2 separate regions of the Homo sapiens genome follow, and region 1 is linked to region 2. A link is a loop called in an ENCODE intact Hi-C map of the cell type or tissue named here. Cell type or tissue: psoas muscle. All regions are shown on one strand. Each heading gives the region's core, and the rest is flanking DNA. Links, peaks and the distances in the headings are about the cores only.

Region 1 (5,382 bases), core at 96-5,095, 49 kb after region 2:
CCTTTATCTCATCTTTGCAAAATTTTTATTCTTCATGCAGGCTTTCCTGAGCCTCATCATGTTTATCTTTGAACTAGCTATACCTTTTTTTCTATGAAGTCATTTATTTGGCTAATTTAGCACTTTATTAGATTGTAAGTCCATGGAAGACAGAGACTATGTTTTATTCATCTTATTTTTAATCATCTAATAAATATTTGTTAAACTGAATTACTCTGTTGAATTGAGTTAGGCCAAAACCAATAAATACCCAATAGGTTTGTGAATTATTTTCATATTAGACTGATCTTAAAGACCTTTTATCTTTATCACTATGGTTCTCTGTCTTTCCAAAGGTAAAGTGTACTCTGGAAAATTCTCATTTTAGATTGCAGTTTGGACAGATCATCAAAGTCAAATGTTACTATGTTTTGAAATACAGTCAGCAAAGTTCTCACAGATGGACTTTACTGAAAACAGATGGCGGGAGGGGGGAGATATTTCAAAATGTCTTTGTGCTCATTTCAAAGCATTGACCTCTACAAGTTTAAATATAGTTATTCATAGAAAAACCTGGAGAATTAAGTTTTATGCCTTTATTCTTGGCAGCTTTGGTTTTGTTTAATCTGTCACAATGTCATGTTTCTTGTCATAATTTTGTTGAGGGTGTGGTAAGGAGTATGACAACAGAAGCAGAACATAGCATGTATGTGATCATTGAATATAGATACAATTTATTGTTCAGAGAGGTATCTTTGGGTACTGTGGTTTGGTGGCTGTTGGATGGAAATTAGAAATAGTAATTTCACTCATAATAAAATAGTTATTTGGACTTAATATTGGAAGACAGAGACTATTTTAAATATAGCGTCTAGCATAGTCTTTCCAAGCCATCAGTATGTGACATATGGTATACCCTAGGGAAAGTATTTTTTTATCCTGTTTTAGCCAGTGTTTAACTCTGCCACTGTATTCCTACTTTATCCTCTCTCTAACCCAGGGAACTGCATTTACCACCACCCACACCACGTGGATACCGCATTAGCAACTCCGTTAATACTTGAACACAATAAATAGTTAATTATGGTCTAGTATTTTAATTTATCCTTTGAGAACATATTTGTGAATATTCCTTTATACAAGGGTAGGAATTGGTCATAGTACTTGATAAATCAACAGATTTATTAATACTTTGCCCTTCTGAAGGAAATATTTTTGTTTTTGTTTGTTTCTCTTGTTGCCCAGGCTGGAGTGCAATGGCACGATCTCGGCTCACTGCAACCCCCACCTCCTGGGTTCAAGCGATTCTCCTGTCTCAAGCCTGCTGAGTATCTGGGATTACAGGCGCTCGCCACCTCACCTGGCTGATTCTTGTATTTGTAGTAGAGACAGGGTTTCACCACGTTGGCCAGGCTGGTCTCGACCTCCTGACCTCAGGTGGTGCACCCACGTTGGCCTCCCAAAGTGCTGGGATTACAGATGTGCGACACTGTGCCTGGCCGGAAATAATTCTTTTATAAAGATTCTGAATCTTGCTGATATATTGGGATGGATGGAAATATTTATCTTTACTAAAGTAATTTTTTTTTTTTTTTGAGACAGGGTGTAGCTCTGTTGCCCAGGCTGGAATGCAATGGCAAGATCACAGCTCATTGCAACCTCGACCTCCTGGGGCTCAAGGAGTCCTCCCCCTCAGCCTCTTGAGTAGCTGGGACTGCAGACAGGCACGCAACACCACTCCTGGCTAATTTTTATATTTTTTGTAGAGATGGGGTTTTACCATGTTGCCCAGGCTGGTCTCGAGCTCCTGGGCTCAAGCCATCCTCCTGTCTTGGCCGCTATCAGTAGTCTTATATGTAACCAGTTGCACTTAGCCTGATAATCAGAATTACTGATTGTGAGTAATCTCACTGATTACTTACTGAGTCACATTGATTCGGAGTGCAGTTTCATCATGTTTACTTAATGGTAGTATACATTAGCCATATTGTGTTTTATGTACATATCTGTAGTTTTGAAATGGCTGACAGTAATTTGTATGAGAATAAAGACTCTTTGTTTCTGTTTCTTTGGAGAATCAAATACATGTTGAATATGTGCAAATATCTGAGCTATTTTATATAACATAATTTTATATTTTAAAATCGGTCTGCTATAATCATTTCAAGCTATTGCCCGTTTTCAGGTTTTATATAATTTTAATGGAATTTTGTCATTTTAATTTCGTGTTTAATTAGGCACAGCCCTCATTAACTTATTGTTGAAAGTCTCCTAGAGCATTTATTAATTTAGCCATCATGTAAGTATGTTCCAGAAGCCATGGGGAAGAAGACAGACACTTAAAAATCTAGTTTAGGAAATGATACGCTAAAAATGTAAAATTCTATTAAACGTTAAATAAAACAGTATTAGTCAGTAAAAGAGCTGTAATCAGATATTACTGTCAAATGAGAGGCACAGACTTAAGTGCTAAAGAAGTCAGAAGAAGTAGTCAGAAGAAACAGAAGTCAGAAGAAGCAATTGCTGTGGATTAGATAGGTTATGCAGTCTCTAATGAAAATTGGTTCTTGGTGGGGTAGGGGATGAAAAACTATTAAATACTACTATGGTTTGGAACCCCCCATAGGGCCACAGTACATAGATAGTATATCTGTGTTATTAAAATTCATGGGGATGAGGAAAGCAATCTAAAATGTCCCAGGGCCGGGTGCAGTGGCTCATACCTGTAATCCCAACACACTGGAAGCTGAGGCAGGAGGATTGCTTGAGGCCAGGAGTTCAGGACCAGCCTGAGCAACACAGACCTCGTCTCTACACACACGCATGTGCACACAACAGACACAGTGGTGCATACCTGTAGTGCACGCATGCACACACACGTGCGCACAGTGGTGTACACCTGTAGCCCCAGCTATTCAGGAGGCTTAGGTGGAGGATTGCTTGAGGCCAGGAGGTTGAGGCTGCAGTGAGCCATGATCGCACCACTGTACTCCAGGAGCCTGGGTGACAGAGCAAGACCCTGGGGTCTCAAAGAAAAACGCTGTCTCAAACTAAAAAAAAAAAAAGGTCCCGGGGCTTGTGGGTAGCAGTAATGAAAGGTTGAGGAACACGAGTTTAGGATAGTTAAAGAAGGGTTTTAAATAGGAACTATGAAGGTTAGTCATTGAAGGATAGATGGTAAGTTTTAGGTAAACAAAGATGGAGAGGTTATTTTATTCAAGATGGTTTTCTTGGAGATTATGTGTTTTTATAAAATCAGACTGGGTGTATAACATGTCTCACATGCCGCATCATAGCCTCTAGTTAGTGTCTTATAAACTGAAGAATAGGAAAATTAAAATCTCAGAATTTCCTTTTAAACAAGATCAAATTTAAAGTGTTGTAGTAGATTACCCATTGCCTCTGTGTTCATTCTTACCAAGTAGTTTTTTGATTAGAGGTAGAGGATTTATTCATTTCTTTGTGCAGTCATGTTAGCAGTACTGTTTATCTAAACAGACTCTTGGTTACATACGGAATTATGGTTCTCTTGTGCTGTCTTATTCATTGAGTTAAAGAATTATAGAATTTTTTTAGAGATGTAGAAGACTGTAGAGATTGTTTAAACTCCTCCATTGATACATAGGGAGAAAATGGACCTGCAGTGAAGATCCATTGATGTTAGTGGTGGAGCTGGCCTCACCACTTTGGTCTCCTGACTTGCAGTCTACTGCCCTTCTTCTCACAATATCATTTTATCTAAACCAGTATGAACCTTGGTCTGGAGGCAGAAATTTTAATTTTAGTAATTTATCTCTTTAGACCATACCAGATTGTCACTTCTTTTTCCATTTCTCTAGACAAATCAGTCATTTTCTCCAGAATGTGGAAAGGCAGTGGGTTTTGGAGTTTGACTTTTCCACTTCAGCTTTAACCTTGGACAACTTACTTAACTTCTTTGCCTAATGCTCTTATATGTTAAATGGGAATGAGAATACTTACTTAATAAGGTGGTTGTTAGGATTAAGTTAGATGACCTATATATAAAGCCTTTTCCTCTGTGTTGGATATATTTAAAAAATTTATTAAATGTTTTTCTCCCCTTTCTTTCTCTGCCACTAGAGTACTTACCACATTGTGTATCACAGTTAGTTATTTTATGTGTCCCAGGTGCGAGTCTTGGAGGTTTTCCCCTTAGTAATTTCTCAACTTTATGTAATATTATTATGGGGTCTATGACATAATTTTTAAAAAACAAACCAGTAAAGCCAGGAATTTGCTACTGAAACAGAGATGCTGCTATAGTAGACAGTTAATTCATCTGTCAGAGAAGAATTGAGTACTAGTGTTCATTTTTAATACTAATAATTCTATAATAAACTGACTTACTATATTGTTGATTCTTGTCTAAGGCCTTGTTTTGACCTTAAGAATTTCATTATAATTCCACAAGGGAAATGTATTGATTGTGTCATTTGGCTCCCAGTCTCTGTCCTTGACTGTTTCTGTGATTGCCTTGCAGAGCTCTGAGGAACATGAATACAGTGATGAAGCTCCTCAGGAAGATGAGGGCTTTATGGGCATGTCCCCTCTCTTACAAGCCCATCATGCTATGGAAAAAATGGAAGAATTTGTTTGTAAGGTAAGAGTGCAGTTTCTTGTCATTGTCATGCTATATATTTAGCCCTTCCAAAACAGAAACCTTTAAAGAGAGTGGTAGTACTATAGCCTTTGGTTTGCTTTGGGGAAGATCTGTGGCAAGATGGGGACAGAAGTGGTCTTGGGACTCTAATCCTGTTGAAGACAGAATACATTTGTTGGCTTGTAGTAGCCATGATAAAGCTCTGATAAAACTAGGATATCCAGCTGGGAAACAAACATTTCCTAATGTAGGTTAACAGAGTAAATGTCTTATTGGTGGTTTAGACAAACAGAATGAAACATAGTCAGAAGTGGTTGACGCCTGGAGATATGAAAATGCCCTCCGCAGGTCCCTTAAATCTGTTCTGCTGAGTGACTGCAATGGCAAATGTACTGTTCTTTCTAGGGATTCTGTGAGTAATCAGGCTACTCTTGAGAGAGATTTTCCAGTTTCCATGTACATCTGGTATTTTCAGTTCAGCTGGTATACATTCTGTCTCTTAAGGTTTTTCTTCCAGTCCATTGTCTTGATTCCCTAGGACCTATTATGGGATTCTTTTTTTTTTTTTTTTTTTCTAAAATAGTAATTAGAATTGAGTTTGCCTGCTTAGAGAAAATAGACACACTGGTAAACTTGTAGGTACTTGATCAATCAGATCAATAAGGGCCCTGGCAGGTAGAATCTAATTAATGTAAGTCGATCAGTCTGTGTGTATACGTATGTGTATGTAAATTGATTTATTAAACATTTCTGGAGAACTCTTTATTATTTAGAGAGAAATT
Region 2 (5,382 bases), core at 77-5,076:
GTTAAGATTTTATTAACACCAGGGCTCGAGAATGCCTGTTAAAAATCTAGGTGTTGCTCCTTCTCAGCTACCAACTATATCTTTTTTTAAGGGCCATATTAGTAACATATGTTGGGAACTTTTGCCATGTTACCAATTATGCTTTTTCAGTTTTTTTTTTGAGACTTTTCTACTCAAAAAGGTTCTGAGTATTTAGAAAGTACTCCAATTGTAATCATTCTTTTTATTGCTTCTGGAATGTAGCAGGGCTCCATGTTCTTCCCCATTTCTTGACAGTTTCTTAATATCTTGGAACATTGTTGTAGAGTATAATGTCCTATCTGTGTTGAAATACTTGGCTTTGGCATTTAAGTGCTATCATGCATTTATTTGAGAACAGTTTATGGCTCATTCAGACATTGTGGATAAGAGCATTGACTTAGGTGTCAGGCAGAATAAATTTAATCTGACTCTGCCATTTAGTAACTATATGAACATGGATAAGTTAATTATAACTGCTCTAGCTGTTTTGTCATCTGCCAAATGGGGAAAATAATCATATGTATCTTCCAGGATTGTTGTAAGGATTAAAGAGATAATCCTTGGGAAATATTTTATTGCATGTAGTAAACACTCAGAGCATGTTAGCTGCTCCTGTCATCCTCACTCAGCAGAAGTTTTTTTTTGTTTTCATCTTTTTTTTTTTTTTGGAGATAGTCTTGCTCTGTCCCCAGGCTGGAGTGCAGTGGTGCAGTCTCAGCTCACTGCAACCTCCGCCTCCTGGGTTCAAGCAGTTCTCCTGCGACAGCCTGTGGAGTAGCTGGGATTACAGGTATGTACCACCATGCCCAGCTAATTGTTATAGTTTTTTAGCAGAGATGGGGTTTTACCATGTTGGCCAGGCTGGTCTCGACCTCCTGACCTCAAGTGATCTGTCTGCCCCGGCCTCCCAAAGTGTTGGAATTACAGGCTTGAGCCACCGTGTCTGTCCTCTTTTCATCCCAGACCATGCTTGGTGTTGTGGATACAAAGTGAATTCTAAAGAAGGCCTCCCCATCTTAAGAAGTTTCATAGTTCAAGAAGGGAAGACAGGCATGTAAACAGATAAATGCAATAAGTTGTGACATATGCTATATCAGAAACAAATGAAAAGAATAAAGGAGTTAGTATCATAAGCCTGGGGAGGTCAGGGAAAGACATTTCTATCCCTGACTTATTTTTGATGTGTGAATAGTAGTTTCCTGTTGACTTATTTGACAGATATTTACTGAATACACTTTACTTTTGCCAGGCACTATTTTAGGTGCTGGGAATACCACTGGTTTCATGGAAGACAATTTTTCCATGGACTGGTGGGCAGGGGGTGGAGGGGATGGTTTTGGGATGATCCAAGCACATTACATTTATTGTGCACTTTATTTCTATTATTACTACATTGTAATATATAATGAAATAATTATATAACTCACCATAATGTGGAATCAGTGGGAGCCCTGAGCTTGTTCTTTCACAGCTAGACTGTCCCATATGGGAGTGATGGGAGACAGTGGCAGATCATCAGGCATTAGATTCTCATAAGGAGCGTGCAACCTAGATCACAATAGGGTTCAGGCTTCTATGAGAATCTAATGCCACCGCTGATTTTACAGGAGGCGGAGCTCAGGTGGTAATGCAAGCAGTGGGGAGCAGCTGTAAACACAGATGAAGCTTTTGAGCCCCTCCTGCTGTGAGGCCAGGTTCCTAACAGGCTATGGAATTGGCTTGTAGCCTAGGGGTTGGGGACCCCTGCTGTATAGGAGTTGTGAAAGGAAATTAAATCTTGGGGCCCTCAATCCCTAAACTAAAGGAAAAAGTCAAGTGGGGAACTGCTTAGGGCTAACCTGCCTTCCATTCTATTCAAAATCATCCCTCTGCTCACTGAGATAGATACATATCTGATTGCCTCCCTTGGAAAGGCTAATCAGAAATGCAGCCATTGGTCTCTCACCTAACTTTAACCTGGAAGCTCCCTCCCTGATTTGAGTCTTCTTGCCTTTGCTTTAAGTTGTCCTGCCTTTCCAGACCAAACCAATGTACTTCTTACATATATTGATCGGTGTCTCAAGTCTCCCCGAAATGTATAAAACTAAACTTTGCCCCGGCCACCTTGAGCACATGTTGTCAGGACTTCCTGAGGCTGTGTCATGGGAGCGTCCTCAACCTAGGCAAAATAAAATAAACTTTTTTTTTTTTTTTTTTTTTTTTTTTTTTGAGGTGGAGTCTCACTGTCATCCAGGCTGGAGTGCAGTGGCACGATCTCGGCTCACTGCAACCTCCACCTCCCGGGTTCAAGTGATTCTCTTCCCTCAGCCTCCTGAGTAGCTGGGATTACAGGCACATGCCACCACACCTGGCTAATTCTTGTATTTTTAGTACAGATGGGGTTTCACCATGTTGGCCAGGCTGGTCTTGAATTCCTGACCTCAACTGATCCGCTTGCCTTGGCCTGCCACAGTGCTGGGATTACAGGCGTGAGCCACTGTGCCCAGCCTGCAAAATAAACTTTCTAAATTAACTGAGACCTGTCTCAAATTTTCAGGGTTCACAGAGTAAAGAAGACAGATAATGTCTCTACTCTCAGGAGCTTTCAGTCTAGTGGGAAAAGATCAGTAGTAAACAAAAATATCAGAGACAAGTGCTATGAAAGAGACTAAAAGGTGATGTAATAAGGAGAGACTGAGGGGTTGCTTTACATTGCATTGTCAGGGAAGGATCCTTTGAGTAGGTAACCTTTGAGATCTTCCTACAAAAGAGTCAGCCATGGCAAAGATTAGAGGGATGAGCATTCTACCATAGGGAACCATGTTACACAAAGCCCCTTGAGCTCTTGGAGTATTTAAGGAGCAGACAGGTCAGTGTGGCTGGAATGTAATGGGCAAGGGGTAGAGTGGTGCAAAATGAGATCAGAGATAGTCAGGGTCTAAATCATTTAAGGCTTTGTAAGCCAGAGTAAGGAGTTTCTAGGTGTAAACGAAAGCCAGTGGAGGGCTGTAGCAGGGGGAACGCCTTTTGAAAAAGATTACTGTCGCTGCCGTGTGAAGACTGGATTCTGAGGATAAGGGTAACAAGGGTGGAATTTAGGAGACCTCTGGAGGCTGCTGTATTAGTATAGGTGAGAGGTGGTGGTGGCTTGGGCCAGAGAGTAAATTAGTGGAGAAAAATAGGTTGATTTGGGCTGTGTTTTGAAGATTGAATCAACAGGACTTGCTGACTGCATGTGATCAAGGCAAATCCTAGGACTTGAGCACTTAGAAGATTGGTGGTGCAGTTTACTGAAATGGATAAGACTGGAGGGGAGAGCAAGTTTGGTGGGACAATCATGAGTTCTGTTTTGTTAAGTTTGAGGTGCCAATTAGACATCTATGTAGAGATTTCATACTTGGTGGTAGGTAATAGTAGTACTGTGGAATTCAGTGAGAGTTTAGGGCCAGGGATAAATATTTAGGAGTAACTGATGTATGTCTGCTAGATTTGGTAAGTGACCTTGACAAGTGTGGTCTTAGTGGGAATGGAAACTAGATTGTAGAGAAGTATCAGGTAAAGGATGGAATGAGAATATGAAGTTGGGGAATGGAGACAGTGACAATAGACTCCTAAGAAATTTTCCTGTGAAAAGGGAAGCAGAAAAATGGTTGTGACCACAAGTAAGGCCCAGATTCGAATCTTACTTTTATACTTGCCTGGATACAGTTATTATTTGAGTGCATTCTAAAGTTTAAGATATTTTATGTACCCTACGCAGTCCTCTCTACAAATATTGAGGTAGATGATACTTTTCCTTCTGTGACATGAGAGTCCTTAGTTTAGGGAAGTTAAGTGACAGTCCAGGTAGAACCTGTATTTGGACTCACTCACTTTGACTGTAGATGCAGAGTATTTTTCATTATACCAAAATGCTCCTTAAACTTTTATTATCTTGGTCAAATCCAATCTACCTTAGAGTTTTTGGAAGGATTACAAGATGAGAGATGTGAAAATTCTTTGCAAGCTCTAAATTGTTACACAAATATAGAAATTCCTTTCTTTAAAATGCCCCATTATGTCTTCTTTGTGCATGACTTTTTAGGATATAGTAGGTAGTGGCCTTGAAGTTCATTTTGGATCATAGCCTATCTCATTAGAGCCCAGAGAATGTAAGCAGATTGTTAAAGACATAGAACCTGTCAAAGCTATCTATGGCATATGAATCGAACATGGATCATGTTTAATTGAACATTTTTACCCTGGTTTAATGATCTTGTCTCCTTCGCATGTTCCATGAGGTCTCATAATCCTCCCCAAAGGAGCTCTTCCCAAAAATAATTCCTTCTAAAAATGTGGAAGGGCTGGGCACAGTGGCTCATGCCTGTAATCCCAGCACTTTGGGATGCTGAGGCAGGTGGATCACCTGAGGTCAGGAATTGGAGCCTGGCCAACATAGTGAAACCCCGTCTCTACTGAAAAAAAAAAAAAAAAAAAAAAAATTAGCCAGGCGTGGTGGTGGGTGCCTGTGCCTGTACTCCCAGTTACTCAGGAGACTGTCGGAAGAATTGCTTGAAGCGAGAGGTGGAGGTTGCAGTGAGCCAAGATCGTGTCACTGCATTCCAGTCTGGGTGACAGAGCAAGACTCCATCTCAAAAACAAAACAAAACAAAACAAAACAACAACAACAAAAGTGGAAGTAATTTTAAAAAAACTGCAAAAAAGCCAATCCTGAAAGGTTACAAACTATATCATTCCAAAAGCCGTGGAAAACAGTAACGTGAGTCCTCAAAGAATTAAAAATAGAATTACCCTGTGATCCAGCAATTCTACTTCTGGGTATATACTCAAAAGAACTGAAAGCAGCAGGGTCTTGAAGGGGTATTTCTACACCCATGCTCATAGCAGCATTATTGACAAATGCTGGAAGTAGTCCAGCTGTCCCCAAATGGAGGAACAGATAAGCAAAATGTTACTGGTATACATACAAAATGGAATCTTTTTTTTTTTTTGGGAGACAGAGTCTTGCACTGTTGCCCGGGCTGAAGTGCAATGGTGTGATCTTGGCTCACCGCAACCTCTGCCTCCCGGGTTCAAGCGATTCTCCTGCCTCAGCCTCCCTAGTGGCTGGGATTACAGGTGCCCGCCACGACGCCCAGCTAATTTTTTGTATTTTTAGTAGAGACGGGGTTTCACTGTGTTGGCCAGGCTGGTCTTGAACTCCTGACCTCGTGATCCACCTGCCTTGGCCTCCCAAAGTGCTGGGATTACAGATGTGAGCCACCGCACCCGGCCACAAAGTGGAATCTTATTTCACCTTTCAAAGGAGAGAAATTCTGACATGCTACAACCTGGATGAATCTTGAGAACAATACACTAAGTGAAACTGGCCAGTGAAACCAG

What was found. A loop is a pair of places that touch in the nucleus more often than their neighbours do. Peaks named below come from ENCODE experiments on the same cell type or tissue, not always from the same donor. Only the 100,000 strongest peaks of a DNase experiment are listed, where the experiment ranks them.
Region 1: a loop joins it to region 2, with 4 times the contacts of the local background. A loop is called at or near these places in 11 of 110 quality-filtered maps.

The regions. Positions count from the first base shown.
Region 1 is chr12:1,768,362-1,773,743 of GRCh38, forward strand. ADIPOR2 (adiponectin receptor 2) reads left to right here. Exons shown (of 8, transcript NM_024551.3): 3 at 4,481-4,600. Among named protein-coding and RNA genes, the nearest start is that of LRTM2, 50 kb to the right of the region's middle. In psoas muscle, for the core only: no CTCF peak of the experiment used is centred there; no DNase peak of the experiment used is centred there; H3K27ac peaks cover 480 bases.
Region 2 is chr12:1,719,007-1,724,388 of GRCh38, forward strand. The region is part of intron 1 of ADIPOR2 (adiponectin receptor 2); the gene reads left to right. Among named protein-coding and RNA genes, the nearest start is that of ADIPOR2, 31 kb to the left of the region's middle. In psoas muscle, for the core only: no CTCF peak of the experiment used is centred there; no DNase peak of the experiment used is centred there; H3K4me3 peaks cover 474 bases; H3K27ac peaks cover 4,791 bases.